3 separate regions of the Homo sapiens genome follow, and all the other regions are linked to region 1. The links are chromatin loops, found by intact Hi-C in ENCODE. Cell type or tissue: heart left ventricle. All regions are shown on one strand. Each heading gives the region's core, and the rest is flanking DNA. Links, peaks and the distances in the headings are about the cores only. Region 1 overlaps NAV1 (neuron navigator 1). Region 2 overlaps NAV1 (neuron navigator 1). Region 3 overlaps NAV1 (neuron navigator 1).

What was found. Hi-C counts contacts between places; a loop is a spot of excess contacts. Peaks named below come from ENCODE experiments on the same cell type or tissue, not always from the same donor. Only the 100,000 strongest peaks of a DNase experiment are listed, where the experiment ranks them.
Region 2: it touches region 1 in a loop (3-fold over the local background); 38 of 110 quality-filtered maps call a loop at or near these places.
Region 3: it touches region 1 in a loop (11-fold over the local background); 105 of 110 quality-filtered maps call a loop at or near these places.

Annotation. Positions count from the first base shown.
Region 1 is chr1:201,699,291-201,709,451 of GRCh38, forward strand. The region is part of intron 5 of NAV1 (neuron navigator 1); the gene reads left to right. All of the region lies in intron 2 of IPO9-AS1 (IPO9 antisense RNA 1), which reads right to left. Among named protein-coding and RNA genes, the nearest start is that of MIR5191, 15 kb to the right of the region's middle. RefSeq lists an enhancer at 4,072-4,644. In heart left ventricle, for the core only: CTCF peaks have their summits at 5,092 (motif pointing left) and 5,293; DNase peaks (open chromatin) are centred at 4,501 and 5,081; H3K27ac peaks cover 1,021 bases.
Region 2 is chr1:201,645,576-201,655,736 of GRCh38, forward strand. It overlaps NAV1 (neuron navigator 1), which reads left to right. Exons shown (of 34, transcript NM_001389617.1): 5 at 3,059-3,850. It overlaps LOC124904482 (a long non-coding RNA gene), which reads right to left and starts at 2,409. Exons shown (of 2, transcript XR_007066789.1): 1 at 1-2,409. In heart left ventricle, for the core only: no CTCF peak of the experiment used is centred there; DNase peaks (open chromatin) are centred at 3,086, 4,026, 4,476, 5,006 and 1 weaker place; H3K4me3 peaks cover 3,625 bases; H3K27ac peaks cover 2,681 bases.
Region 3 is chr1:201,554,282-201,564,442 of GRCh38, forward strand. The region is part of intron 1 of NAV1 (neuron navigator 1); the gene reads left to right. Among named protein-coding and RNA genes, the nearest start is that of NAV1, 20 kb to the left of the region's middle. In heart left ventricle, for the core only: a CTCF peak has its summit at 5,539 (motif pointing right); a DNase peak (open chromatin) is centred at 5,590; H3K27ac peaks cover 798 bases.

The DNA of each region.
Region 1 (10,161 bases), core at 2,250-7,249:
CAATAACAGACAAACAGAGAGCCAAATCATGAGTGAACTCCCATTCACAATTGCTTCAAAGAGAATAAAATACCTAGGAATCCAACTTACAAGGGATGTGAAGGACCTCTTCAAGGAGAACTACAAACCACTGCTCAATGAAATAAAAGAGGATACAAACAAATGGAAGAACATTCCATGCTCATGGATAGGAAGAATCAATATCCTGAAAATGGCCATACTGCCCAAGGTAATTTATAGATTCAATGCCATCCCCACCAAGCTACCAATGACTTTCTTCGCAGAATTGGAAAAAACTACTTTAAAGTTCATATAGAACCAAAAAAGAGCCCACATTGCCAAGACAATCCTAAGCCAAAAGAACAAAGCTGGAGGCATCATGCTACCTGACTTCAAACCATACTACAAGGCTACAGTAACCAAAACAGCATGGTGCTGGTACCAAAACAGAGATGTAGACCAATGGAACAGAACAGAGGCCTCAAAAATAACACCACACATCTACAACCACCTGATCTTTGACAAATGTGACAAAAACAAGAAATGGGGAAAGGATTCCCTGTGTAATAAATGATGCTGGGAAAACTGGCTAGCCATATGTAGAAAGCTGAAACTGGATCCCTTCCTTACACCTTATACAAAAATTAATTCAAGATGGATTAAAGACTTACATGTTAGACCTAAAACCATAAAAACCCTAGAAGAAAACCTAGGCAATACCATTCAGGACATAGGCATGGGCAAGAACTTCATGACTAAAACACCAAAAGCAATGGCAACAAAAGCCAAAATAGACAAATGGGATCTAATTAAGCTAAAGAGCTTCTGCACAGCAAAAGAAACCACCATCAGAGTGAACAGGCAACCTACAGAAAGGGAGAAAATTTTTGCAATCTACCCATCTGACAAAGGGCTAATATCCAGAATCTACAAAGAATTTAAATTTACAAGAATAAACAAACAACCCCATCAAAAGTGGGCAAAGGATATGAACAGACACTTCTCGAAAGAAGACATTTATGCACCCAACAGACACATGAAAAAATGCTCATCATCACTGGGTCATCAGAGAAATGCAAATCAAAACCACAACGAGATACCATCTCACGGCAGTTAGAATGGCGATCATTAAAAAGTCAGGAAACAACAGGTGCTGGAGAGGATGTGGAGAAATAGGAACGCTTTTACACTGTTGGTGGGAGTGTAAACTAGTTCAGCCATTGTGGAAGATAGTGTGGCAATTCCAAGGATCTAGAACGAGAAATACCATTTGACCCAGCGATTCCATTACTAAGTATATACCCAAAGGATTATAAATCATGCTACTATAAAGACACATGCACACATATGTTTATTGTGGCACTATTCACAATAGCAAAGACTTGGAACCAACCCAAATGTCCATCAATGATAGACTGGATTAAGAAAATGTAGCACATTGCCGGGCGCAATGGCTCACGCCTGTAATCCCAGCACTTTGGGAGGCCGAGGCGGGTGGATCACGAGGTCAGGAGATCGAGACCATCCTGGCTAACATGGTGAAACCCCGTCTCTAATAAAAATACAAAAAATTAGCCAGGCGTGGTGGCAGGCGCCTGTAGTCCCAGCTACTCGGGAGGCTGAGGCAGGAGAATGATGTGAACCCGGGAGGCAGAGCTTGTAGTGAGCCGAGATCCTGCCACTGCACTCCAGCCTGGGGACAGAGTGAGACTCTGTCTCAAAAAAAAAAAAAAAAAAAAAAAGAAAGAAAAGAAAATGTGGCACTTGTACACCATGGAATACTATGCAGCCATAAAAAAGGATGAGTTCATGTCCTTTGCAGGGTCATGGATGAAGCTGGAAACCATCATTCTGAGCAAACTATCACAAGGACAGAAAACCAAACACTGCATGTTCTCACTCATAGGTGGGAATTGAACAATGAGAACACTTGGACACAGGGTGGGGAACATCACACATGGGGGCCTGTTGTGGGGGTGGGGAGCTGGGGGAGGGATAGCATTAGGAGAAATACCTAATGTAAATGACAAGTTAATGGGTGCAACAAACCAACATAGCACATGTATACCTATGTAACAAACCTGCACATTGTGCACATGTACCCTAGAACTTAAAGTATAATAAAAAAAATAAAAAAAGAAAAAGAAAAAGAGCCAGTAATATTAGCACAGACCAACTCCAGTGGCTCTAAGAGTGCTCCAAGGTGGTGGAAACTTCTATATCTGTGCTGCAGTAGCTACGAGCTGGTGTAATGATGTGGCTATTGAACACTTGAAATGTGGCTAGTGCAACCCAACAACTGAATTTGAAACTTCATTAATTTTAGTTAACTTAAATCTAAAAGATGCTCAATATCATTAGGCACTAGGGAAATGTAGATGACACCTACAGTGAGATACCACTTCATACCCACTGGATGGCTATCAAAAAGAGACAATGACAAGTGTCAGTGAAGATATGGAGAAATTGGAACTCTCATATACTGCTGATGGGAATGAGAAATGGAGCAGCCACTTTGGAAAACAGTCTGGCAGTTCCTCAAAATGTTAACTATAAAATTACCATGGGACCCAGTATTGTACTCATAGGCATACATTCAAAAGAAATGAAAACATGCATCCATATAAAGGCATGGACGTGAATTTCATAGCAGCATTATTCATACTAGGCCAAAAGTTGAGATGACCCAAATGCCTATGAAATGAATAGATAAACTAAATGTGGTATATCCATACAATGGAATATCATTCAGCCCTGAAGAGGAATGAAGTAGTGATGCTTGCTACAACATGGAGGAACCTTGAGAACGTTGTGCTAAGTGGAAGAAGCCAGATGCAAAAGGCCACATATTGCATGATTACATTTCTATGAAATGTCTAGAATAGGCAAACTCACAGAGACAGAAAGTAGATTGGTGGTTGCCAGGAGTTGGAGCAAGGGGAGAACAGGGAGTGACTGCTAATGGCCACAGGGCTTCTTATTGGAATGATAAAAATAGTCTGGATTAGATAGTGATGATGGTTGTACAACTGTGCAAATATACTAAAAACAATTGAACTGTACATTTTATTTGTTTTTTTTATTATTATTTTTGAGATGGAGTTTCACTCTTGTTGCCCAGGCTGGAGTGCAATGGTGCGATCTCAGCTCACTGCAACCCCTGCCTCCCAGGTTCAAGCGATTTTCCTGCCTCAGCCTCCCAAGTAGGTAGCTGGGGTTACAGGAGTGCACCACCATGCCAAGCTCATTTTGTATTTTTAGTAGAGATGGGGTTTCATCATGTTGGTCAGGCTGGTCTTGAATTCCTGACCTCAAGTGATCCACCAGCGTCGGCTCCCAAATGAACTGTACATTTTAAAAGGGTGAATTTTGGTATGTGAATTCTCTCTCTCTCTCTCTCTCTCTCTCTCTCTCTCTCTCTCTCTCTCTCTCTCTCTCTCTCCCCATTCTGACTAGTGGCGACAATATTGGACTATGCGCTCTAGAGTCAGACTATCTGGATTTGAATTCTGGCTTTGCCATTTGCTGTTATATGTCCTTGGACAGCTTACTCAACCTCCCCAGGCTTCCGTTTTTCTCAACTGTAAAATGGGGATAATAACTGGGCTCTCTCAAAGAGTTGTCCTGAAGATTAAATGGGCTAATATACATAAAGCTGCTAGAATAGTGCCTGGTACCCAGCCCTGTAGAAGAGTTAGCCAATACTAATCTTACTAGTGTCACAACCAGAAATCCCCCAGGGCCTCCTCCAATTGTCATCCACACCTGGACTCAGCCCCTCCCCACTCCCGTCCCCATTTGCCTGCAGATGGTTCTCTCTGCTGTGTAAACTGTTGCCATAACAACCACTCCCAGCTCCCAGCAGCAGTGACTTCTTTGGAGCAGGGTGTCACATGAAGGGTCTGGGCAGGATCACTAATGGAAAACATTTTCAGTAAACCTTGAGGTTCACTGGGCAGGAAAGTCAAGGCCTGTTGGGGAACAGAGGGCCACGTCTCCAGGCTGAGACAGGCAGGCCACCTTCTGCAGGAGGCCAGCCCTCTGAGCCCAGCCCGGAAGTCCAAGTCTTTAAATGAGAGAAGACAGAATATGTTCGAGAGTCTGCTATCTGATCCTATAACCTATCATTCTGATCCTATAATCTAACATTCACAAGGAAATGGGGCAGGGAGGTGTTTCTCCTGAGGTGGAGAAGTCAGGATAGCAAACTAGCACTCCTTCCAAACAGGGCTCGAGGCCAGGCACCCTCTCCTGGTCCCACAGTCCTCCGCATGGACCACCCTTGACCTTGGCAAGTCCTTTCCTAACGTGATCTTGTTGCTAAATATTAGTGGCTGTGGAGGTATTGCTTTCTCCTGGAACTTTAAGCTCGTCTCCCCGGCCCAAGTTTGCTGCCAAAGGCTGCACTTTTGCACACGGCTGAGCAGGGCTGAGCTGTCCTGTGACAGGCTGTGGCCTGAACTAGCCATCCGCGTGGGGCTGCCCTGTGGTCACTGCCTGCCCTCAGCTCGCTGCAGAGAGAGGCTGCCACTCCCCAGAAAGGGTCAGCCTGGGTGTGGTGGAGGGGGTGGGGTGACTGTCCTCCCAGCTCATCAGGCAGCTCCCAGCCTCAAGAACACTGCGGAGGAGCAGAGGTGAGGCCTCAGAGCACAGATCTGAACCCTGATCTATTTAATATTTCCCCAGGGGACTGGAGCAGAAAGGCCAGCTGGAGCCTCTTGGAAACTTTGGCCCTGAATCAGAGCTTGCCAAGTGGGGCTTGTGGGTCCCCAGAACCTCCCTGGTGCCGAAGGCTGGTTGGTTAATCCCAGAAGCCAGGCCCTGCTCCCTCTCCCCAAGAACCGGGTGGGCTCCCCGTCATAGATACTGCAAACTCAGGCTGTTCTCCCAGCCTGGCCACGAGGCCTAGGGTTGCGGGAAAGATGTCAGCCCTAGGAGTGCAGAGTCCTGGGAGGAAAGGAGCTGTGCTAAGCAGGAGACTGAGGGAGAGAGACCTGGGCGGTGGCTCCCGAGCCTGAGCGAGACGCTGTCCACCTCGCTGCGCTGCAGTCGCAGCAAGGCCACAGCCGGCTGAGGACCGGCAACGCCCCCTTGTGGCCATTCTCAGCAACAAGCCCCCAGAGAGCCTGGCGGGGGCTGGACTGGGGCTGGGTTCTCTTGCTGCAAGGCTGAGGTGGCTAGGTGACTTCTCTTATCCCAAGCCTGGAGATGAAGGAGGCGGCTTTTCCTGAGAACAGACTTGTGCCTGAAGAGTAGATTTGTTCTGAAGGCCAGGGACACTTTGCGTAGCCACTTGGCATCAGGAAGTCAAGCCCTGGTTTTGTAATGGACATCCAATACTGGTGGTATGCAATGAGATGTAAGGATTTTCCAAAATGTGGCCTTATGTAGCACACCCTCCACTGTGGGGGTTTGCAAAGATGAGGCCCCATCTCCATCCTGTTGAATCAGAAGCTCTGGGGGGTGACACCCTGGTATCTGCCTTTTTAGCATACTCTGAGAGAAAAGATGCTTTTATGGGCTTCAGCCAAGTACAAAACCATAGAACCAGACTGTCAAAGCTGGGTAGGGGCTTGGGTATCCTCTACTCCCACTCCCATATTTGTAGATAGGGAAACTGAGGCCCAAAGAGGGGAAGTAATTCACCCTAGCTCCCACAGCTAAGTCATGTGTGCCCCCAAGCTAGAACTCTAAAAATTATTATTTTTTATAGTGATGGGCTCTTGCTGTGTTGCCCAGGCTGGTCTTGAACTCCTGGGCTCGAGGTATCCTCCCATCTCTACCTCCCAAAGTGTTGTGATTACAGGCATAAGCTACTGCCCCTCACCCTCTTTACGTGTTCTAAGTTGTCCACCCGGCATGCCCTGCTTTACGATTCCTCTTAGCCCAGTGCCCAGTGGAGATGCATTACCGAGGGTCCCTAATCCAAGCCATCTCACTCAGTGAAAATCAAAACCGTAGGTGATCTGGAAAGATACCTGCCTGGCAGTTCCAGGCTGAGATGGCCGTGCATGCTCCTCTCTCTGGCCCCAGATTTGCTTCTATTTCCTAGTTTTTCTTTCCTTGCCTCACACACCCATGTGGCCAACACATTAGTCCTTTAGTCCTGGCTCTTTCTGGGTATGTGTCCCCATGCAGCAAACAACAGGAGTGCCATTGAGCGCTGGGCTCCAGTTCAGCCCACTCGCTGATTGAGATGGTTCCGGATTCTCTGGGGTAAGGATGAAAACCCTGGGAGCTCCCCTGGGGAGCAGGAGCACTCAACTACGAGAAGCATGAGATTTGCCATGCTGCGGGGGTTCGGTGACAACTGCCTCTGACAATATTGTGACTTAAGTGGGGGAACGAGGGAAAGATAGGATTAGTAAGAGAACAAATAGTCCCCTGCCTGCATCCTCCATGGAAATGGGGTGCCTCTGGTGTGGGGGCCTGCCAGCATCTGTTTTAGAGCTTCTCGGGTCATCAGATGGCGAAGAAAAGGATAGAGAGAGGGGATGGAGTCACTGTAGGGACAGTTACTGTGCTCTACCTGAAGGCAGAGGGGATTTGCTTGCTGGGTTATCTGTCAGTTTTCCATACCTGCCCCCAGCCACACTGTAGGATGGAGCCTTTGCAGTGAATCAGTGCAAGGTCACTGGATGCAAGAACCAGCAGAACCCTCCTAGTCCAGCTCTGAGCAGTGGGTAGAGACCTGGAGTTTATCGTTAGACCAAGGAGTGCACTGAGGTGGGCCTGCAATGCTCTCCCTGGCTGGAGTTTGAAGGTTTGTGTCCTTGAGTGGAAGAGAGGAATAAAAATGATTCCCAAAGACGTTTGACTCATTGTAAGCACCAGACGATCATCAACAAATGCTGGTTGTGAGATGTGCAGATAAACTCCCACTGACCTGGGCTTCACCCTAGGGATCTAACAGGGTCAGGAAAGATATTTTTCTCTCTCTCTTTTTGGGAGTTATTAAGAAGGGGTGTGTGTGTGTGTGTGTGTGTGTGTCTGTGTGTTGTGTTGCTTATGTTGCTTAATCCTTCTTGTTTCCAGATCATTTAGCCTAGCCTGGATTTGGGACCCAGTCCCAAACCATCCCACATGATTAATTTACATTGCAGTTCACCTCTTCTGGTGATACATCTCTGTGTGTTTCATCCCCAGCCCACAGCATGGAGTGCTGGTCTAAAGATCCCTGGGCCAAGAGTGATAGCTACCATGCCATTCACAACCTGGTGACACTGGGCAGGCCCCTCCCCTCTGGACCTGAGGGATTGTTGTTCCCCCACCACCACCCTGAAACCGCCGTGTACAAAATGAGATCCTTTCAAGTTCTGAAGTGCCATGACTTGAAAACATTCTTTCTTTGGCTCACTTCCGTTCCTTCTGTTGGTTCCCACCTCATCCAGCCACTCACAGCAGAAGCCAGTCTAGAAGTCAGGTGCAAATGCAGTCCTCTGTGGCCTCTGCCCTGAGCCAAACCACTAATGTGGGATTTGAAACACTGGTGGAAATAATTAAGATTTCAACAGTTATTCAGTTTACTTAATTGTCAGCCAATAATTAAAATTTTATAGAACTTGGGGAAATTTGACTGCCGGGTGATGGATTCCCATGAGTCTCCTTCTTCCTGAACGTCTCTGAATTTTGGGGGGTTATTACCCTCGGTTGAAGGCTCTCCACCTATTACTACATCAGATTTTAGACTGCAGGCCAGAGGGGACCCCTGAGGTTCACGATACTCCACAGCTAAGATTGGCCCCAAGAGAACGGGATTGAAGATATTGTATTGCCTCACAGCAGTGAGAGAGTGGTAGTCAGGCCTGATGACACAGAAACAAGGTTTTGTTACTACCTCATCCACCCCTAACTCCAGGTATGAGTGAGGGTCTCACCTAGCCAAAGCAAGGTTCCGGAAGAGAATGTCAGGTCCGTTGAGCTGCACCCTCCAGGGGTGTGCACCACGCCCATCAGCAAATGAGAGACAAGGGGCCAGCCTCAGTGCCAGCCCGAGGGTGCACCCGTTGTTCACCCACCTCTTTGTGCCTTCTGACAGATAAGAGCCACCATTTATAGAGCACCTACTCTGTTCCAGGCACCGTACTATAAGCATGTTTGTGAATTAGCTCTTTAAGCCTCACAGCAACCCCACCAAGTGGGTATCATGCCCATTTCCCAGAGCGGGAAACTGCAGTGAGGTGAGATGACTTGTTCAAACAAGCTGGGAAGGGGGCAGTACCAGGACCTGAAGCACAGGTCTTTCTGAATCTAAGGACTATGTTCTTGCCACTACATCACTGTCAGTTTTGCCCTAGGGTCCCAATCTCTTGATGAGCAATTTCGTAGTCCTGCCCTCCTGGGGAAGCCTGTTTCCCCTGTTCTGACACTGGAACAGAGAGAAAGACCCTTTTTACATCATCCTCACAGTGCACCCTGGGCTGTCCCTTAAATTACTTCTCTTCCTCTAGCAACGTTTTAGTCTTCTTGCTTCCTCCCCATACAATGGGAGATGTGTCCACAGAAATCTCTCTATGCATATGTCTGCAGAATTGCAGAGTTTTATGAGGGTTTCCACAAACTACAGGCTAGACCACAAGTAGGTGTGTATATCTGGAGGCATGTGCATGTATTTTGAAACACCATATTGTAGTGGAAAGAACAAGGGCTTTGGAGTCAAAAAGACTTGTGATCAGTCCCCTGGCTCAAATTAAATAACATGGAAAATGCCTCGTGGTGAACATTGAGTAGCTGGGCATTATTTGATTTGTGTGTGCATGCACCTGTCTGTCAAGTGTATTTGATTGCTAGTCCTTTCCCAAAGACCCTTGACATGGACAGTATGCTCTCTCTGTGGTCTTGCATAAGAGCCAACAGTGTGTAGAAAGAAACACCATCCTACTCTGCAGATGCCCCAGTGCATGCTGGGACTATGCTGCTGTTTGTGGTAACTGTGAATTGCCGTGGTGATGGCTGGGTTGGGAGAGACTTGCATCTGTTCTGAGCCTGAGTAGCACACACATTCTCTCCCCAGTTGCTCCATTTTCAGGGAAAGGCTTGGAGGGCAGCCCAGGATAACATCATGAGCTCCTCCCCATAGACCTTGGTGTCGCCCTGGGGCCTGCTAGGAGCCCTACCTGCCCCCTTCCCCCCTCAAACCCTACTTGCGCGCACACACACACACACACACACACATACACACACTTCACTCTTGCAGCTGGACCCTGTTCTGTAGGAGCTAAGACAGCACGCACTCCCAGGCCCCCAGAGTAAGTTTTGGAGGGTGGCATCCTGGCTGGTATCATGTGAAGGAGAACGCTGTACTCTACTAGGACCTGGCTAGAGGTGGGTTGGACTGGAGAGTACCTTGTTCTAATTTGCACAAAGGTGCCACGTAAGATGGGAGTATTCTGAGCACGTCCTCCACTTAGGGGTATTGAGGAAGGGGATGGGCTACCAAGACTCCCTCTGCATCTTTGCCATGTCTGGGCTCTGTTTTGTCCCCAGGCCTGTCCCACACCCAGAGCAAAACATTTGACAGAGACACATGGAGGCAGCCTCCAGGGCATCTCAACTTAGCCAATAAAACAAGCCATTAGCCAGGCACGATGGCACACACCTGTAATCCCAGCACTTTGGGGGGCTGAGTCAGAAGGATAGCTTGAGCTCAGAAGTTCGAGACCAGCTTGGGCAACATGGCAAAACCCCGTCTCTACTAAAAATGCAAAAATTAGCCAGGCGTGATGGGGCATGCCTGTAGTCCCAGCTACTCAGGAGGCTAAGGTGGGAGAATCGCTCAAAACCAGGGAAGTTGAGCCTGCAGTGAGGCGTGATCATGCCACTCCATCCCAGGAGACAGAGTAAGACCCTGTCTCCAAAAAAAAAAAAAAAACCATTGAACTTTTAGGTTACTTTTCTCATTATCACAGAGTAGCGGAAGCCCTAGATACCTTCACCCCATCCGGGATGCTCACCCTCACAGGAGATGGTGAGAAAGGGGTGAAGCTTAGTTATGGGTTGGTGGTCAGAGGTGGGGTAAGGTGAAGATCAGGAATGGATGAGGGTTGAGAGGTGAAGTAAATTCCCTTGGAAATGTAACTTACTCATATTTTTAAGCTAAAATATAAAAATTCACCTTCAGGGTCATGGGTGTGAATGTCAGATTGGCTCCTCAACCTAGGC
Region 2 (10,161 bases), core at 2,766-7,765, 53 kb before region 1:
AGGATTTGAGAGGGACTAACCTACAGACATGGGTGTCAGAGATGAGGGACCAAATTAAACCATGGGAGAGGGCACCAGGTTTTGCTCACAGCAGAATACACTGGGTGGAATGTGTCACAGTGAAAATAAGCTTTCTCAGCCAGGATGGTAGCCAGTGAATTTCCCTTTGTCTGCTAAGGAGAAGATGAATTTACATGCAGAAAGAGGATATAGAGACAGCAAGTAAGAGCAACTGTAACCTGGTAAGTCAGAGAATAGGTGTTGTCGGATTCTCAAATTGCTATTTTTAGGAAAGGTGTGGTTCTCATGTGATTGAATTAGGGGCATCTTGTATAAATTAGAGAATGACCAATGAGTAAGGATGAGGACTGTAGAAGTGATGGCTTGTGACTTCATTACAAGTACCCTGAAGGATGGGGTAGGAAGAGCATGGTCATGCTTACTCAAAGATTTGGCACCAAAGATGGGGCTTGATCCCTTGCTTGAGCTGGGACCTCATGTTTGGACATAAGCATGGGTACTTCGTGTGTGCCCAGAAAAGAAAGTCCCATGATTGGCCTCATCCTTTGGGCACTCTCTGTGCCTTGGCCAAGTTCTGGCATGATACCACTCACATTCCTTTAACCAGTTCTTCACTGCTTGTCATTTCCTATCTGGAACCACGAACCCTAGTTCCACCCCTGAGTTTCCTAATGCTCGACATAAGCCTCTGAAGCCAATCTGCATTGTGCATTGCAGATGGTACAGAATCCTCTTGTAAACCTGTCCTCCACTCCTCTTGTTATTCTTATAATTGGAATATATACACCCATGTCCGTCTACCTGAGATGAATGTGTTGATGTGTGTGACATTGCTTTTTTCACAGGGACAGGATTATTATTTTCCCAAGTCTTGTATTGTCTACCTTGTATTCCCTGCCAGACAGGAAATACAAGAGTCCAGAGTTCCTCAAGGACAGAATCGCCACCTTTTTTTCTATGTCTCCAAGACAGCCAAGAGTCCATGCTTCTTACCAAACACTTCTCTGCTTGAGAACTCTATATTCTCGTGCCACTTATCCTTTCTGCTATGATCCCTGTCACGGCAGATTTTATGGCATCTCAATCTGGAAGGCAGAGAGTCCTGAGATAACACCAGAACCCAAGAGTCATGCAGGGTACAAACCCAGCGTACAGTGCTCAGGCCTCCAAATCCATTTAACCAACAGAGTTGCAACACCTGCTCCATGCAAGGTGCTGAGTGACACAGTTCTACACCCGGAGAGATCCTGCGCTGGCGGGGGAGACAGATAGAGACACAAATACATTTCACACCAGGCAGCAGGTGATGATTAGTGTTAGGAGAGTGTGTGAACCATGAGACTCACACACAGCGTTCTTCAGATTCTAGGAGAAAGGGAGGAAAGGAGCTAGAGAGATGGAGGTTGGGTTTGGGGTGGGGAGATAATCTGATGGTTAGACATTCTGGCAAAAAGTTCTTAGGGCTTTATAATCCCTAGAGTGTGGCTCCACCTGGGCCTACCCCTCCTGGAGCAAGCTTTGCTTTCAGAGAATTCCCCTCCACTTTCTCCTGAGAGCCTTTTGCTCAGGCAACCTGGCTGTGACTTGGGAGGCCATTTGAGGATGGGCAGTGTCCCCTCTACTGAGGTACAGTCCTAGGCAAACTGCAGACTACTCCATCTGGCTCTTGTTCCCCCTCCACCTCATCCCTGTCCCCTGGGTCCAGTTAGGAGGAAAGGAAGAAGGGCTTGGGAAACATCTTTTAAAAGCACTCTGCTGCTCTGCTTAACTCTGGCAGGCAAGGGACCCAGTGCAAAGCCTCCTCTTGATTCCCTAGGTTTGACACAGGCCTTTACAGTTCCAAAGCCCTTCTACCTGTGAAGCTGGTATTATAACCACTATAAAAGAAAACAGAACCAGAGGGGTTCAATGACTTTGACAAGGTCACATTGCTAATTGGAATAGAAACCCAGTTTCCTGATCTCAAGAGTTACTCCTTCCCCTACAAAGCCCTCAGCCCCCTCCCCAGTCAACGCTAGGCCCCTTCTCTCCAAGCCACCCGTGTCCTACCCCCATCCCCTACCTCCTGGGCTCAGGAGGGCAACCTTGAGCCTCAGAGACTGAAGTAGGGCGGGACTGGGAGTTTCCTGGGGGAAAACCAAAGACGGTTTGGGGTTGGGGGAGGGGAATGAGCACCCTGGATACCATTCCTCCACCCCTCTCCCGACATCTCTCTCAGGCCCACGGGCCCACTTTCCCTCCCGCATTCTGAGCCGCCCTCCCTCCGTCTCTTTTACCTGCACCTCCACACCTCCTCAACAGATCTTTATCCTGGACACGGCAGGGGGTCCCCGTGCCCTCCGAGAATCCAAGAACCCGCCCCGCTTCTACGCGGAAAGCTGGGAGAAAAACTGCTTTTCCTTTATTTCCCCCTACCCCCCACTCATCCGCCCCTGGAGCTCCGCTCGCAGATACCTCCCCCTCCCGAGCCAGAAATAGACACACTATCTCTCCCCCACCTCCCTCCCCGTGCGCACACTCGCTCCCCTCCTCCTGTTTGCTCCCCGCCTTCCCCTTCCCTCCTTCCTCTGCTCGGAGCTGCAGCCTGCAGCCTCGACTCGGGCTGGCTGGCTGGCTGAGTGCGGCCGGGGCGCTGCCCGGCAGTGCGGTGTCCACGGGACTGACAGGCAGGCAGGCCGCGGGCTGGGATCCGGACACCAAAGCAAAAGCACCGCTGGGCGCCGGAGGAGCCGCGGGGCTTCCATCCTTCCTTTGACTGATTTTTAAATTTTAATTTGTATTTTCCCCGCCGCCCCGCCCCTTTTCCTCCGACCCCGCCCTATCGCTCCCCGGCTTCCCTGCTCTTTCCTTTTTCCCGGCTTCCTTCCTCGCGTTTCTTTCCCCTGCGCCCTCGGCTTGCCTCTCTCCCTCCTCCCTCGCTCTCTCCCCCTTCTCTCCCCTTCTTCCTCGGTTTCTTCCGTCCTCTCTCTCCCCCTCCTCCTCCCCCGCCTCCTCCTCCTGCGCTCCCGCCCCCTGCCCCCTCCCCCCGTGCCTGCAGACGCGCGGATCGTCCATGCGCTCCTCGCGGGCAGAATGCTGGGCAGCAGCGTCAAGAGCGTGCAGCCCGAGGTGGAGCTGAGCAGCGGCGGCGGCGACGAGGGCGCGGACGAACCGCGGGGCGCCGGCAGGAAGGCGGCAGCGGCGGACGGCAGAGGCATGCTGCCCAAGCGCGCCAAGGCGCCCGGCGGCGGCGGCGGCATGGCCAAGGCCAGCGCGGCTGAGCTGAAGGTCTTCAAGTCCGGCAGCGTGGACAGCCGTGTCCCCGGCGGGCCGCCCGCCTCCAACCTGCGCAAGCAGAAGTCACTCACCAACCTCTCTTTTCTCACGGACTCCGAGAAAAAGCTGCAGCTTTATGAGCCCGAATGGAGCGACGATATGGCCAAGGCGCCCAAAGGCTTAGGCAAGGTGGGGTCCAAGGGCCGTGAAGCTCCGCTGATGTCCAAGACGCTGTCCAAGTCGGAGCACTCGCTCTTCCAGGCCAAGGGCAGCCCGGCGGGCGGCGCCAAGACCCCCCTGGCTCCGCTCGCGCCCAACCTGGGAAAGCCGAGCCGGATCCCTCGAGGACCCTATGCGGAGGTCAAGCCGCTCAGCAAGGCGCCTGAAGCGGCCGTGAGCGAAGATGGCAAATCGGACGACGAGCTGCTCTCCAGCAAGGCCAAGGCGCAAAAGAGCTCTGGGCCTGTCCCCTCTGCCAAGGGCCAGGAGGAGCGCGCCTTCCTCAAGGTGGACCCCGAGCTGGTGGTGACCGTGCTGGGAGACCTGGAGCAGCTGCTCTTCAGCCAGATGCTGGGTAAGTCCTGCCGCCCCGCCCCGCCCCGCCCCTGGCTTTCTCCTAACCAGCTGCTGGGGAAGGTGTGGGGAAAGCGAAGCCCCCTCCCCTTGCGCCTTCCCGGAGGGCCCTCCTGTTCACGATCAGGCTGTGATGGGCATTGCGCCCAGATGTGCTGAGCTGGCCCACCTCCAGATGCGCATGGCTCAAGTGTACCTTCTTAAAGACATTACAGGCGGGAACCCGGGCTCGACTCTGGCCTGCCCGAGGTGAGGCTGGACAATGGGATGGGGGGTGAGGGGGTTACAGGCTCTCAGAAATAGAGCCAGAATCCCAATATGGCAAAACCTGGGACTGGTGGAAACCTCCGTTGTGGTGTGGCCTGCGCTTGACAGGAGCATCCCGCATTGCAAGGGGAGCGTCCAGCGAGAGCCCGGATCTAGAGGACAGATGTGGGAGAGCAGATGTGAGGGCTGATTGGCCCCGGAACACAGCTGAGGCTCCACTTCCTCTGTGGATCCCGAGTGGGAGCGCAAGTCGGATTTCCCCGCGGTGTGAGGATTCTGGCTAAAAGAAGCGTCTAGGGCCGGGGGCGGGCGGGCTGCCAGCTGTGCGCATCTGGGCGCATGTCCGATACCTCAGCCCCGGCTCTGGCCCCAACCCCTACACCCGCAGGTCTTTTAGGGCGTGTCGAAAGCTCTGGGCGTTAGCGCCGAGACTCCTGTTTGACCGGGAAGCCTTTGCCCTGTGGCTAATGGAAGCCGAGCAGGCGGGAAGGGAGGAACAAAGCTTGCTCGAGTGGAGGAAGCGCGCAGAGCTGTTCCATTGTTCTCCGTGCCTGAAGAGTCTATGCAAAAAAACCCGAAGCGGGCCCCGGAACTGCTCTTTCTCTCCCCGGAGAGCCCCTGCCCTCAGAGAGGAATAGATCTGGGATGTGCCGGACGCCAGGCGGCCATGCCTCGGGAACTGGCACGGGCCCTCTTGGGGCCACGGAACAAGGACGGTGGGGCCTGGTGCCCAGGCGAGCTGCTTTGGCTGCGCGGACTTGTTGCGGTGGCTGGGTTGTGGGTCCTCCGGCGCCGAGGGACCCGAGCTTCCTGGGTACCCGGCAGGCTGCCCGCCCGCTGGGGGCTGGGAAGGGGCGTGCCAATGCGCGTGTGAAAGGGCGGGGCCGAGTGACGGGCTTGGCGGGTGGGGAACATGCAAGAGCTCGCCGGGCGGCCCTGGAGAATGCGAAGCCGGAGGAGACCGGTTCGGCCTGCTGCAGTCTTCCTAGGAACCCTCGACTCCTGTGTGGGCTAGGATGAGGGTCCTCTGACAGGGGCAAGGATTTGGGCCTTTGGAGAACCGATCCTTACGCAGGAGGCCGCAAATGGGCTTTGCAGGGGCAATCAGGAGACTGGACAAGGGCAAAAGAAGAGCAGCCTTTTCCCCTGGGAGCCCCTCCTGAAGGTGGGGATGGCTGGGTGGGTGCGGAAGCTGACCAGGCAGCCTCACTCTGCAAAGGGAATGTGCCACCCGGTCCTCAGTGTGGGGCTGAGCCTGTCAAAGGCCCTGCCTCAGTGAATGGGGCAAGAGAGACAATAAGGGAAAAAATTAATAAATTTTTGGCAGGCACCATGGCAGGCACCAAGGAGGGATATGGACAAAATGCAACTGGCCCATGTGATAGAGAGCCCTGCTGAGGGACTGAAAGCAGGGTGAGAGAGGAAGGGACCGTGTGTGTGTGTGTGTGTGTGTGTGTGTGTGTGTGTGTCAGACTGAGAGAGGGACTTGGCGAGGGAGGGCAAGGGAGTATCGGGGCACAGAATAGCAGAAGGCACAGAACCCTTTTCAGGGTCAAGGCTTTACTTGTTGGGGATAACTTAGCTGGTCTGGGTCCTCTCCAGACCTGGATGCCCTCACACTGTCCCAGAAGCTGACTGCCCATTGAAGCCCTCTTAGTTGCTCCTCAAGAGGAGCCAAACAGGTCTGAGCTGGCTAGGGAGATGGGAGGAGGGGCAGGAGTGGGGAGGAGGGCAGGTGCAGGGAGGGCGAGAGAGGAGGAGAAGCTGAGCTGTGGTCCCTTATTCCTGCTTAGCAGTTGTCACTTCTCAAAGCACACTGACACTTTCAGTAACCTCGGAAGTGAGGAGAGAACACCTCCACTTCCCAGTTGGGGAAATGCAGAGTCAAAAGCATTGAGGGCCTTAAAGGCATCTATGAGTTCATGGTGGAAGGGAGATTCCACATTGATCTCCTGAGGACTAAGTCGCAGCTCTTCCTAGGAGACCTGATTGAGAGAGGAAGAGTCAGCAGGCAGAGGGACCTGCCCAAGGCTATGTCTACTGGGTATGGGCCACCAGAACTGCCTCGATGACCCTACAGAGGGCTGAGGGGCTTAGCTCTCTGGGGTGGGGAGAGAAGGGTGGAAACTCCCAAATCTGCCTGTCTCCAGCTGAGAGGACCCAAAGTTGGGGGGTGGGGAGTTGGTTCAGGCTGTAGCAAGGCAGAGCCTGGTGTCAAACAGTGGTAGGGAGGAAAGGAGGGGAGTTGGTGACCTCCAAACTAAGCTTTTCCCTGTGTGAAGGGCAGAGGGTAGACTGCCTGGGGGAGGGGTAGAGGGAGAGGAACTACAGAGGGAATTCGTCTTCCAGAGCCAATGATGGTGGTGTTCAGGTATCAGACAGGCCCTCAGTGTACAGCAGGGTGGCCTCTGGGGAGAAGAATGGTGACTTGATGTTTCAGGATTGTGATTGAAGACACTGGGCATTTGTCCCCACCTCAGTGGGGCTCAGTGTCCAGTTATGTTCACTCCATAGTACCATCCTAGATCCAAGAGGCTGCCAAGAATCAATTTCTGAGGCGGAGGGAGGGGGTGGGAGTGAGGCAGCTTCAAGTCAGAGCCTTTCTGTAATAAGAGGGAAGGACTGAAACCTGATCATCCCCTTCCCAGAAATCAGCTGGGGTCCCAGATGGTCTAGGCAGGCTCCCTGTCCCTTCGCTAACCTTGGAAGCTGCCAAATAACTAGGGCCCCACTGGGGAACCCTAGCAACTTGGAAGACTGAGGAGTGAGTACCGAGGGCAAATGGGCTAATTCCAGGAATTAGATGCCTCTGGACCCTGGCCCGATACTCACATCAGGCAGTTTGGCTCCGGAAGAAAGGCCACAAGGCCCTTGGCCTGGGTCTGGGGGCTAAGCTGGAGGCTGCATTCCTGAGTTCTCTGTGTAGAAGTCCTAAGCTCTGTGACCCCCTCTGGGACTCAGTTTCCTCATTTGTGAATGGAAGAGACCCTCCCATGGCTCATCCTTACCCCCTAGGGATGGGAAGGGGGTGTAGATTAAGGTGATCAGACCTGGAAAATGTTCCAAGTGGCTTAAAGAGAGCCTGTATTAATACAGCGCAATAGAATACAGATGCACCTCAATTTATGATGGGGTTATGTCCCGTTAAGACCATTGTAAGTTGAAAATATTGTAAGTCAAAAATGCATTGAATACACCTCACGTACCGAACGTCACAGCTCAGCCTAGCCTACCTTAAACGTGCTCAGAACACTTATATTCACCTACAGTTAAGCAAAATCATCTAATATAAAGCCTATTTCATAATAAAGTTGCATATTTCATGGAATTTATTGAATACTATACTAAAAGTGAAAAACAGAATGGTTGTATGGGTACTAGAAGTATAGTTTCTACCAAATGTATTACTTTCATGTGATCATAATGCCAAAAAAGCAGAAGCCGAACAATCACAAGTCGGGGACTGTCTGTACTATAGTAACACCCCAAATCTTCCTACCTCATCTTCCCTGGACCTGAGGATCTCAAAGCAAAACTAGTCTTTTGACACTCCAGGTGTTCATGTTCCTTCCTTCTGTCCTCCAGGAAAAGGGGGCAAAGTGAGACAGCTAAGACTGCCCAAGGTCAGGGAGTAAAAGAACCCAGGAACCTGGACTTCCTAGTCCCTCTTCATCTCAAAGGTGTCTGGACCCACACAAGCGGTTGTCATGACAACAGTTAGGCCTTCTGAAGTGCAGGCCAAGTAGAAATGAGGAAGAAAGGCAGGAAGCTATTCATTTCTAAGCCAGTTGATTGATGTGAATTTTTTGGGGGGGAGGGGCAGTGCAAGGGGGTCGCTCCAGTGAATGTGCTCTGGGATACTTTGAGTAGCAGGAGAAAGAAATGTGTTCACAAATACTTCGTTTTCCTTTTTATTCAGTGCATTGTGGGGCTGGGGTGGGTAGAGAATTCTCCAAAGAACTGCCACCCAGAACAGATAGGTGATATGTGGAAACTTATCCAGCACCCTCAGATTCCCTGAGGCCTAGCAGGAGAGTGAGGACAAAGCTCACTCCTGCCCTTCCTCTGGGCAGCAGCAGTAGTGATGGAGGATGCTTGTGGAATCACAGGCAGGAGGAAGGGCTGTGGCAAGGTGCAGCAGCCTGCAGGTTTGTGTGTATGTGTGTAGAGAAGGCACTGGCACAAAACCTTGGAGCTGTGAGGCCTCCTGCCTTCCTCCAGGTTGGTACCAATAATATTTCTTTTCTCACCGTGTCCAGAAAGTTTTCTTCCAAGGCTAGGCTTGGGCCCCCACCCAGGTCATGTTCCTCTCCTTTGGGCATTGCCTTGTTCTGACTGCTGCAGTCAAAAGCTGTTGGCTTTGACTCACAGCCCATGGCTCTGCCTCTGAGAGTACCGCATGGATGAATAAGTAGGTCCTAGGGGCAGTTCCTCTGCCCTGGGGAGAAGGTACAGATGGAGGAGAAGTACCCAGAGCTACTCTGGCTCCCTGAACCTTAAGCCAACCCAGGGAGATACCCTTTACCATCCATCACTGATGGCTCTAACCCCAGGCCACAGGCCCCTTCTAGACCTGCATTGAATGGGTAGCAGGACCAAGTCACCTGGAGTCCTGGGATGTTTCCTGACACTTTCTTCTTGTTTCACCCCTTCCCACTTTCTCTGCCCAATTTGATACTGTGGCTGCAAATGCCCACCCCCTACCTCCCACCCCCTACCACCCACCCCCATCACAAGCTGCCAACACCAGATCCTTCCCCTTCTGCTGACCTCCAATCTTGCCTTTCTCTGCAGCTATCCTTCCACACACATATACCGCACCTCACAGCCTCTGACCCTGAGGGTGAAGGTGCAAGCTGCTCCACGTGGTGCAAGGGAGAGCCAGTGCTGTATGGAGCAGGCTGAGCAGAGCCCTCAGGGTCCATAACTGCAGCTTAGCCACCTCTGCAGCACACTGCAATGTCTTCCTGGATAGCCAAGTCCCTTTCTCTCTGCAGAGCGCTCCATCTCCCTCACCCTTCCCTGAGATTTCATAGAATCCTAGAATGGAAATTGTCTAGTTGAGCCACTACCTCAAGCCAAAATTAATCCCACTATAGCATCATAGGCAGGTGGGTGTTCTGTTTACACTCTCCTAGTGACAGAGGGCTCACTACCTTATTTTCCAGGAAAGCACTCATTATTAGATAGATATTTCTTCTGTTGAGCTTTGATTCTGTCTTCTGAGAATTTCTACCCGTGGGTCTGAATTTGCTCTCTGGATGCTTACAGATGAAGCTAGCCTGCGTTTCCCAGGATCCCCTTTCTTATATTTGGGGTCAGACACCTATCTATGCTCCATTCGTCTTTTCTGCTTTTGCCTCTTCCTTCCATTTTTCTTCCATTTCTCTTCTTTTGGAACAAGACCTGATAGGAGATGTCTGACCTGTTCACCCTGACTCACGGGCCCAGTGGAGTCCAGCTCTCCACCTGGACCCCACTGTCTGCATCTCAGAGTGGCTCCCTACCGGGGACCCACAGCACCTGGCTGGTCTTTCTCCTGGCCCAACCAGGAAGCTCTCCTCCCCAAAGCCCAAAGCCCAAAGCCCAAAGCCTTCTCCCTCTGCCTGGAAAGCCTGAGCCAGCCAACAAGGGGAAATGGACGCCACATGTTTCTCATTTGCGCTGGCTGACCTCCCCCCACACCCTGTTTGGATTACCCAGATGTGTTTGATGTCCCAGAGCCTGCGGCCTTTTCTCTCATGCACAGGAAGGGCCGGGTGGGGAGGTAGGGGGGGCCAGGCCCAGCTCACTGGCCCTGCGTGGGCAGGTTCCCTCCTATAGGAGGCAGACATCACCTCCCACACCTTCCCCCACACTGCTGCTTCTGGGGACTGGGCCTCCTGAAGGAAGCAGGACACCAGCGCCTTCAGGGTTCAGCTCCCCCTTGTTCAATGAAGGCAGGTCTTTGCTTCCTTCTGACCCACAGAGATCGGGGGCAGACTGGGAAGATGCCCCAGGAACTGTTTTGATCTCCCATCTGGAGGCTGAGGGAGGAGCAGAGTT
Region 3 (10,161 bases), core at 2,655-7,654, 140 kb before region 1:
CACTGGTGACCCGGAGCCAAGAAGTGACATGATGAAGCTGTTTTACCAGCAGGACGGCCCTAATGGCAGGGACCACGTCTGTTCTGTTCACCGATGGGAAGCCAGCACATAGCACAGAACCTAGCAAGCAGTGGGCATTCCATAAAGAGGTGTGGGACCAACTAATGGCTTGGAAGAGGGAGAGTTGGGCCAGCAGATGTACTGTCACGTTCCTGACATGCAAAGTCTGGGCTAGGGCGGCCCTGCTGGGGAAGGAAAGGAAGAGCCGTGGGAGAGACTTTTTACAAAGGAAAACCGAACAGGACTGGATGACTGTGGAACATGGGAGGGACACAACAGAGAGCAGAATCCAAAAGTCGTGCAGTCTTTTTGGAAGAGCACTGGACTGAAAGTTGAGTCCCTCCTGCACCTTTTGGCATATAACCTGGGTAACTCATTTAACCTGTCTCAGTCTTAGAGTCCTTATCCATCAAATGATCAGTTTGCTAGGGCTGCCATAACAAAGTACCACTAAGTGGGTGGCTTAATGAAACAGAAATCTATAGTGTCAGTTCTGGAGGGTAGAAGTCTGAAATCGAGGTGTTGGCAGGGTCATACTCCCTCTGAAATTAGTGGAGAATTTTTCCTTGCCTCTTCTAGTGTCCGGTGCTTTCCGACAATCCTTGTCATCCCTTGGTGTAGAGACACATCACTCCGATTTCTGCCTTCACCGCTGCATGGCCATCTCCTCCCTGTGGCCTTCACATCCTCTTCCCTCTGTGTATGTCTATGTCCAAATTTCCCTCTCCTTATAAATACAGCAGTCATACCAGATTAGGAGCTCACTCTACTCCAGTATGACCTCATCTTCACTAATTACTTCTTCAATGACCCTATTTCCAAATAAGGTCACATTCGGAGACACTGGGAATTAGTACTTCAATTATCTTTTTTGGTGACACAATTCAACCCATAACATGCCACCTGCCACAAGATTGAATGAGGCAATCCTTTGTCATTGTTGCAGGTAAGGCAAGAATCAGGGGAGATTTTGGCCAGAGACCTACTTTTAACATTCTATGTGACCTCGTTCAAATCTCTTCTCCTCTCTGGATCTCAGTTTCCTCATCTACAAAATGATCTGTAATGTCTTCCCTAGATGTAAATCCCACAACTCCTTGACTCTGAAGCTCTGAGGTTTTGAGTCTGGGGGCCTGGGAGAGCTGTGGAGCTACTAACAGATATGGGGAAGTCAGGAGGGTAAGCCAGTCTGGGGATCAGAAGCTTCCTCTAGGTTCCATCCCTCATTTGGGAACTCAGCCCTCTTCTCCTGGTGGCCGGGACCCTGGAAAGTCCCAAGCATCTTCTATCCCCATCCCCTGCGCCATCACCCCTACCTTAGTGAGGCTCAGAAGGAGGGAGGGCTGCTATAAATAGCACCCTGGAATCAAAAGGCCCTCTTCCTGTGCAGGAAACACAGCGGCCTAATGGAGGCAGGAAAAAGGTGTTTCCGAAAGAGAGGCCAGAAAAGGGAGGGGCAGTGGGGATTCGGGAGCCAGATGGGTTCCCGGGTGCTGGAGCAAAGGTGCTGTGAAGGGAGATGGGGGGCGGGGGGCGGGGCAGATTTAATAACAGCTTCTGGGGTACTACTTGAGGTCGGCCTATCTGGAACCCCAAGAGAACAGTCTGTGGAAAAGGCCCAAGAGGTATTTGAGTTGGGAGACTTAGGATTTCAGGTCCGAAAGTGGGGATTGAAAATGCCACATTCATTAATTCACTGATCCATTCATTCATTCACTAGATATTAGCCACAGCTTAGGACTGTCCTAGGTGCTAAGGACAAACAGTATAACGCTCTTTTATAAAAAATAGTCTGAGACCTGGAGCAGTGGCTCATGCCTGTCACTTTAGAAGGCCAAGGTGGGTAGATTGTTTGAGCCCAGGAGTTTGAGACCACCCTGGACAACATACAGAGTCCCCATCTCTACAAAAAATAAAAATAAAAAAATTAGTCGGGCATGGTGGTGGGTGTCTGTAGTCCCAGCTACTCGGGAGGCTGAGGCAGGAGACTTTCTTGAACCTGGGAGGCAGAGGTTGCAATGAGCTGAGATCGCACCACTGCACTCCAGCCTGGGGGACAGAGGAAGACCCTGTCTCAAAAAAGAAAAAAAAAAAAAGGTCTGGTAAGCAAACCAGTGATTACACCCCAGTTGTAATAGCTCAGGACAGTGGGGGGACAGTGGAGGGACTGTAACCCCTGGAGGGGCAGGAAGGGCCTCTTGGGAGGTGAATTCCTCCTCCTGGGCTTGCAGGAATTAAGTCAGGCAAAGACTGGGTTGGAGGGGAGGGAACTGGGGGGCCTTCCAGGCAAGGGGAGAAAAATACTTGGACTCTTCCCCTCTGCTGTCCTAGCCCCAACCTTAGTCCAACCTGGGCCAGCAGCAGAGGTCTAAGGACCAGCCCTGCCCCCTCCATAGAGGCTTGCCACCAGTCCTTGGGGCCCTCTCTGGAGAAATGCCCCTCTCCTCACCAGCAAAGAGCACCATCCTCCAAATGCCTGTGTGGAAAACGGGTCTCAAGTGACCTCTCAATGGAGAGCCCTAGAAAATCATTAGTGTTCCCCCTGTAAAAACAGGGGCTTAATTCTACGGGCAAATATCTCAGGCAAAAGCTCAGACCAGTAGACTCGTCTCTGGTGCAAAGGAGGAAGATGAGTCAGCCAGGGTCCCGGGAACCCTGACTCCATGATCCTGCCAGACCACAGGGCCCCCACTTAAGGCTTGGAGGGGGCTGAGATGAAAATGATCTACTGTTTCTCTTAGGAAGCCCTAGGGAAGTCCAGTTTGGTGTCAAGTTGAAGATTTCTATGCATTCCCACGGCACCAACTGTGATGGTGAAATGCCACATTTCAGCCCCAATCATTCAGCCAGATTGGATTGCAATTAGTACCTGAGGCAGGAGCCCAATGCCCTCTGAGGTGCCTGGGTGAATTTCAACTTCTGTGCTGCTCCTTTTGTGAAACAATGCAAGAGATTCTGGAAGAAAGACAAAGGGTTGGGGGATGTGCTTGTCCAATGTCCTTCAGCACAGCCCACAGGACAGCCTTCAGACGTGTCCTGAGGCTTGTGTGCCCAATCACACATGCAAGGAATTAGGGGCCTGCCTTAGGGCTTGATTCCAGGACATTTACTCCCCATGGGGAGATCACTTACAAAGCTGCACTGTGGCCCCAGAGGTTCCCCTGGGCTAGTCTTAGAGAGAATTAAAGTCAGAAACCACCCAGCCTCCCCAAAACACTTAACTACCACCTCCAAATTAGCACCGTCCTTGGCTGGTAATCAAATTCTAGGAGATAGTTCCTGATCTTCCCAGTTTTCAGGTGGGTTAACTGAGGACCGGCTTGCCCACACCACTTAGGCTAGATAGAACAAGTAATTAAAGCCCAGAAATAGCTGGCTGAGATCCAGCCTGTTTAATGTAATAATGCTGAGAAATGTCAAACGTGGTTTTGTTCCAATAGGAGTGGAAGGGATGAAGAGAGACAGGAAGAAAGCACTCTATGTAGTTTCTGGAGTTGGCTGTAGAAGGACGAAAGGACTCCTCAGGGGCTGCGGAAAGGAAGCCATCTATGTGCTGGGCGGTGACTGAGCTGTGCATGGAACCCTGCGCAAGGGGCTTGGAGGGGCAGAAAGGAGGAGGCCTGGACTCCAAAAAACAAAAACAGAAACCAGGGATAAGAATAAGGGTGAAACAGAACTGGGTTTCTATCCTGCTGCCTCTTCCTAGCTGTGCGACTTCGTGCATATTATTTATCCCCTCAATGTTTTCGTGCTTTGTAGGAGCCAAGGGAAAGCTTTCCCACCACCCTCTGAAACTTCACTGAAAATAAACTGACGATATGTAGATAAAAGGCAGATAAACTTATTTAACGTGCATAAGCTCATGGGAATCACAGGAGAATGGTCACTCCATAACCCAGTGAGGTCCAGAGGCTTATATACCCTTCTACATAGGGGAAGGGGAAATGCGGGCCATATGGCCATTTTGAAGAGTAGGCAGTGATTTTTCGGGGAAATGAATGAGCCCAGTGCTCAGATAATGGTTAGTAAATCATTCTCTTTGGGAATTGAATGGAACCAAAGAACGAACACTGGTTTGGGACAAAATTTGTCTGGGATCTAGGTGTGGTGTTTTTTGTTTGTTTGTTTTGAGATGGAATCTTGCTCTGTCGCCCAGGCTGGAGTGCAGTGGCACAATCTCGGCTCACTGCAACATCTGCCTCGCGGGTTCAAGCGATTCTCCTGTCTCAGCCTCCTGAGTAGCTGGGATTACAGGCGCACACCACCACGCTGGCTAATTTTTGTATTTTTGGTAGAGACGGGGTCTCACCACGTTGGTCAGGCTGGTCTTGAACTCCTGACCTCGTGATCCACCCGCCTCGGCCTCCCAAAGTGCTGGGATTACAGGCGTGAGCCACCGCGCCCGGCACAGGTGTGGTGTTTAATTTTCAGTCTCTTCCTCTGTGATATGAATTTTAATCTTCTATGGTTAATAAAACTTCAGGGAAGGAATCAAAAGCAATTGTGTTCCTCTTTGGGGTCTGGCTTCTAGGGAGATAAGAGAATTCCAGAGAATAGTCTCATCCTGTGCTTTGAGAAAGATGGATGATTGAGAGGCAGGAGTTGGGGTGGGGGAAGTCAGAGGTACCTTGAGTCTGCTTCTTTAGTTCAGCATGTCAAAAGGCCATATTATGGGGTATCGTTTTCTGAGCCCCAACACCTTCATCTGTAAAATGGGAATAATTTTAACCTAGCTCATTGGATAACCTTGTTCACAAGGATTGAAGGAGATAACGCGTATAACACCTTTAGCATAGCGCCAGGCATATGGAAAGGGGTTGTTGATAGCTCTTGGCCTTCTGGAGCCCGTTTCCCCTCTGTAAATTGGGGGTTATTTATGGTCCTTACGGGCCTGCCGAGAGGCTACCATGAATTGTGGTTATAAAGGGCCTGGCTATGAAATAGATGCTCAATAAATGTTTCCTGCCCTTGAGAAGCTCCCCATCCATTTGGAGAGACCAGAAGCACACCCTTGGAGGATCTGACACTGGAGACTCGCACATAAACCACCAGGAACAGTGCTCTTCCAACAGTTGCTGCTTTTAAGTCTCTTGTAGGTTGGGGGAGGCTGAGGGTCCTTAGAGTTACGACTGGGAGCAGGGTTTTGATGGAGGTGAGAAGCTTTGTCCGAGATGATGGTCGAGGTGCCATGCATGTGGGCAGAGGGCAGCAAAATTGTCCATTGAAGCACTGATCGCTGAAGCTGGAGTGTGAGGAAAGGGAAGGCCTGTTAGCCCAGAGCTGTGGAAGGATTAGCCTCCTTTCTCCTGTGCAGGTTTCATTTAGCAGCCCTTAAGAACAGTGCAGTGTCCATCCACTTCTCTTTGGACAGAACCCCGTGCCATCCGCCAATAGGTGCTTAATAAAGGCGGTGTAGAGGGATTCTGGGAAGGAGGAAGAATCTGGTTCGGCCTTTGTCTGCATGGCCTTGCATCTTCCTGTTGCCGCCACCAGAGGGTGCAGTTGCCCAGCAGAACCCAGCCCGATCCCCACGCCCTCCTCTCCTATGCAGGCAGCTCGCAGCTCTGCATCTTGTGGGCTAAGGAAGCAGGTCCCACAGGCACGTGTCCCCTCCTTCTCAGACTGGAAGAAAGTTGGGGTGAGAGGCTCAGGCTGGGGCAGTCCTGCACTGTGCGGGAAGCCAGGCAGGGTAGGGCGGCCGAGGAAGTTCAGAGGATGGGAAGAGCAGAACCGTATCTGTCTCTCTGTGTTGTGTTTGCCTCTGCCTTGCTGGGTGGTATCAAAAAACTCTCCTATTCTTGATTTAGGTTCCATCTTCTATAAACCACACCCCTCCTCAACAAAAACCAAGATTCTTGCTTTCTCTCATGTAACTTTCATTTTTTTCAGGATGTAAAACCCATTAAGGATCTTGGGTGATAGAGTATGGGACAGGCTAGAATGCTATTTGATGGCAAGAGCAAAAGGTCAATAATTTTTCAGCCTGGCTGCTGCTTCTTATGGAATCTTCTTCCCTTTGGGTTATGGACCCCTTAGCCAGCGCCAGCTTCCCCTCCACCATCAGCATATCCCTCCTGCCAGGCCAGAACAACTTGCCCCATTGAAGATCCCAAACTACTAGTGGTCTAGCCTTGGCCATCCTGGTGTGGTGACCAACAGGCAAGAGCCCAGTGACCCTGCATCCGGGGTGTTTGGGGTGCCAGAGAGAAGCAGAGGAGGAGCTGGAATTGGCAATGGACCCTAGGTTCCTTGCCAGAGCTCTTGCCCCACAGCAGGCCCTGAGAAACAGGATATTTAATGAAATCCTGTCTCCCAGTCCTTCAATGCCCAAGTCACTGTTCCCGTGGAAAGACACTGATGTTTGTACAGATGTGCATCTCTGTTGCTGCGTGGCAGCATTTTTATCTCCTGTCTCTGCAGAGCCCCTTCCCTGGGACTGAGGAGCCACAGAAGGCTTTGGGATCTGTGGATCCTTGCCATGAGCCGAGACCTCCCAGAGCTCCAGCACAATGACGGGAAGGCCAGGCTGCTATTCCAGGCCAGCCCTGGGTGCCACAAAGCAGACAGTGGGCTCAGGGAACATAGTCAGCATTTCCGTTGCATTTGCCACCACCACAGGCTTTCCAGTGGCGTGCAGCAGTCGCTACTCTTTCCACAGGTACCAGGGAGTGTGTTCATCCAGTGACTGGCTTGGGACCAACCTGGGGTGGGGCTTTGATTTCTGAACCTTTTCTCCATGAGACCCCAAGAAGCCCCTGCCTTGACCACAGCTTGCCTCTGTGGTGGGTGGGACCCCTTGCTAGTGGAGGATGGGAGCTCCTTTGTGAGTCCTTCTCTTCATTTTAAAGGGACAGAGTCGGCAGTCCCTCTTGCTGCTGGGACAGTGGGATATTGTCAGTCAATGAAGTAGTCCTAAGTGTAGTAATTTTTAGTGTTGTGAGAATGGTGATTTGCAACAGGAAACAAGAACTAGCTCCCAGCCTAAAGGGTGATGTGGGAAAAGAAGGTAAACGAATCTGCCCCATCACACATGGTGTTACGCAAAAACAGGATGTGGGAGCTGCACAGATCTGAGTTCAAATCCTGATTCTGTTACTTACTTACTTACTAGCTGGGTAACTAACCAGGGTGCTTTAGTTTCCTTGACTGTAAATGAGGTAATTGTGAGAATTAAAGAAGATTAAATCTGTATAGTAGCTGGCATATGCTAGACATTCAATAAAAGTTAGTTTCCTTCACTTCCATTATCCATGTTTCTAGATTTTTCTTCTGAGTCCTTTTTTTCTGGACATTGGAAGCTCCCCACAGATACAGAAGTTTTTCCCTATTAGGCAGTAGGCTTCCTGGGGGCAGGGTTCTGTCTCTTCCATTAGTGTAGGATCTGGTTAAGGACAAGGCTGTGTTTGGCTGTGTTCCCTACTCAGCCTGGGGCCTCCATGAGATTAGGAACTGTGCCTTGCCCATCAGCCTGGGAACTCCCTGCAGGCTGGGGCTCTGTTCCTCCATCAGATCCCCCATGTTCAGGGCCCTTAGGCAGTAAGCTTGGTCACAGCATGAGACTATCAATGGTTGGAACAAAGGCACCCAGTTAGGTTTAGGTTTGAGAATCAACCAAGGAGACCAAGGAGGTTCTGAAGGTATTTTTTATTTATTTATTCCTATTTATTTTTCGGTTTTTTTAGAGACAAGGTCTTGCTCTGTCACCCAGGCTGGAGTGCAGCGGCACCATCATAGCTCACTGCAGCCTTGAACTCCTGGGCTCAGGCGGTTCTCCCACCTTAGCCTCCTAAGTAGCTGAGACTACAGGCACACACCACCTTGCCTGGCTAATTTTTTTTTTTTTTTTTGTAGAGACAGCTGGGTTGGGAAGTCTCACTATGTTGCCTAGGCTGGTCTCGAACTCCTGGGCTCAAGTGATCCTCTGGCCTTTCAGCCCCAAAAGTGCTGGAATTACAGGCATGAGCCACCAAACCCAACCTGAAGGTATTTTTCTAAGGTCAAGTATGCCCCCCGACCTTGGGTCCTAGTTGGTAGAAAGCATTTCCGAAGTGGAGACATCTGGATGGCAGATGTGAAGTTGGCTGGGATGGGCGAAGGTCTGGAAGGCTTCAGATTCCAGGCCCCATGACTCACTCCTCCATCACAGCAACCCCTCAGCAGCTGGGCCTCCTGAGCCCTGGGCAGGACAGGGTTAGTGGGCCAGGCCCAGGTGGGCAGTGGTCCTTTGCCTTGGACACTGTATGGTCTGAAAGGATCCCGGCAGGACTGATCACTTTTGAAACTGCTTTCTGAAAGCTCCAAGCTTCCTTCTGAGTGGAGCTTAAGATATAATATTAAGCAGGTCATTCTAGGACTGTATGAGAGCAGAATGTGGCATCTCTTTCTGTTTTAGCTTGCAGGGTACTTCTAGGCGGTTGGTGCTCTCTCCTGGGCCTGGTGGATGGAAGGGAGCAGGCAGGGAGGGGTGGGGCAGGCCCTGCCTACAGAGCCTGTCAGTAGGGAACCAGTGAGTCACCAGAAGTCCAATACCTCAGTCCAGATCCTGGATGCTGTTGGATCACGGGATCTGTCTGAGCATCAGTTTCCTTTTCTGAAAAGTAGGGATGATAACAGCCTAGGACGGTGGGTGAATCAGTGAGGTAATGCACAGGAACACGCATAGTAAATAGTTTTTGCCAGAGTGGGTGGTTATGAGTATTTAGAGTGGCCTGAGCCTCCCAATTGAAATATCCTGGCCTTTTGTCAAGTCCTAAGAGAGGATGTGTGGGGGAAGCTACAGACTAATGAAGAGGTGACCGGATCGTCAGAGGGTGCAGACATGCTTAGCAAGCTGGTGGTGCGACTCAGGGCTAGCTGCCCCTGGTCACGCTCCCCCTGTGCATCCGCGGCAGCAGGAAACATTTGTCCTCAGGAAACAGCCCCTCGAAGAGCGTCCGGACGCCGGGACCCAGCCTGGATGGCAGAGGGGGCGTTAACTCGTCCCACAGGTGCCACTGACCCAACACGATTTTTTTTCTGGTGTATCTTTCTGGGAGATGTATCTTTCTGGGAGATGTTGGAACTGGGCCCAGAGAAAAGCATACGAGACCACAATCCCCAAGACACTGCTTGGTGGGGTACCCCACATGTCTGCTTCAAGTGCCACAGGTACAGCAAGGAAAGCCTGCAGGATCCCTCCACATCAGAGGTAAGGAAGAACCCAGAATCTGGAATTGGATGCCAGGAGCTTGAGTTCTGGGCCTGATATGACCACCTGGGGGCCCTTTGGCTAACACCCCACTTCTCTGAGCCTCAGTTTTCTCATCAGCAAAATGAGGGCATGGATCCCTATTTCAGTGTGTTATTGTAGGGGTAGAATGAGGTAACATGTGAAAGACCTGCGAAGGCAGAATGCTGTGGCCCTGACAAGCAGAAGCTTTGCAGGCAGGCAGATCTGGTTGGGATCCGATTCTCTTTGGACCGTAAATTCCTGGCCAGAAGTGGTGGCTCACACTTGTAATCCCAACACTTTGTGAGGCCAAGGCAGGAGAATCACATCAGCCAAAGAGTTTGAGATCAGCCTGGGCAACATAGCAAGACCCCCGTCTCTACAAGAAATTTAAAAAATTAGCCAGGCATGGTAGTGTGTCCCTGTAGCCCTAACTACTCAGGAGGCTGGAGTGGGAAGATCTCTTGAGTCCCAGAGGTTGAGGCTGCGGTGAGCCATGCTAGCACCACTGCACTCCAGCCTGGGTGACAGAGCAAGACTGTGTCTCAAAAAAGAAAGAAAGAAGAAAGGAAAGAAGGAGGGAGGGAGGGAGGAAGAAAGGAAGGAAGGAAGGCAGGCAGGCAGGCAGGCAGGCATCCTCGGCCCTGGCACAGGGTCTGGCTCATTGTAGATGGTCAGTTTGTAGGTGTGAAAGGAATAGTTCAGTCTCACCTCCTCCACTTTGTAGCAGTGTGGCTTTAACTTTTCTCACCTTTAGCGTCCTTACCTATTACAGGGGAATGGGGCCAGGCACGGTAGCTCACGCCTGTAATCCCAGCACTTTGGGAGGCCGAGGCGGGCAGATCACTTGAGGTCAGGTGTTCGAGACCAGCCTGGGCAACATGGCGAAACCC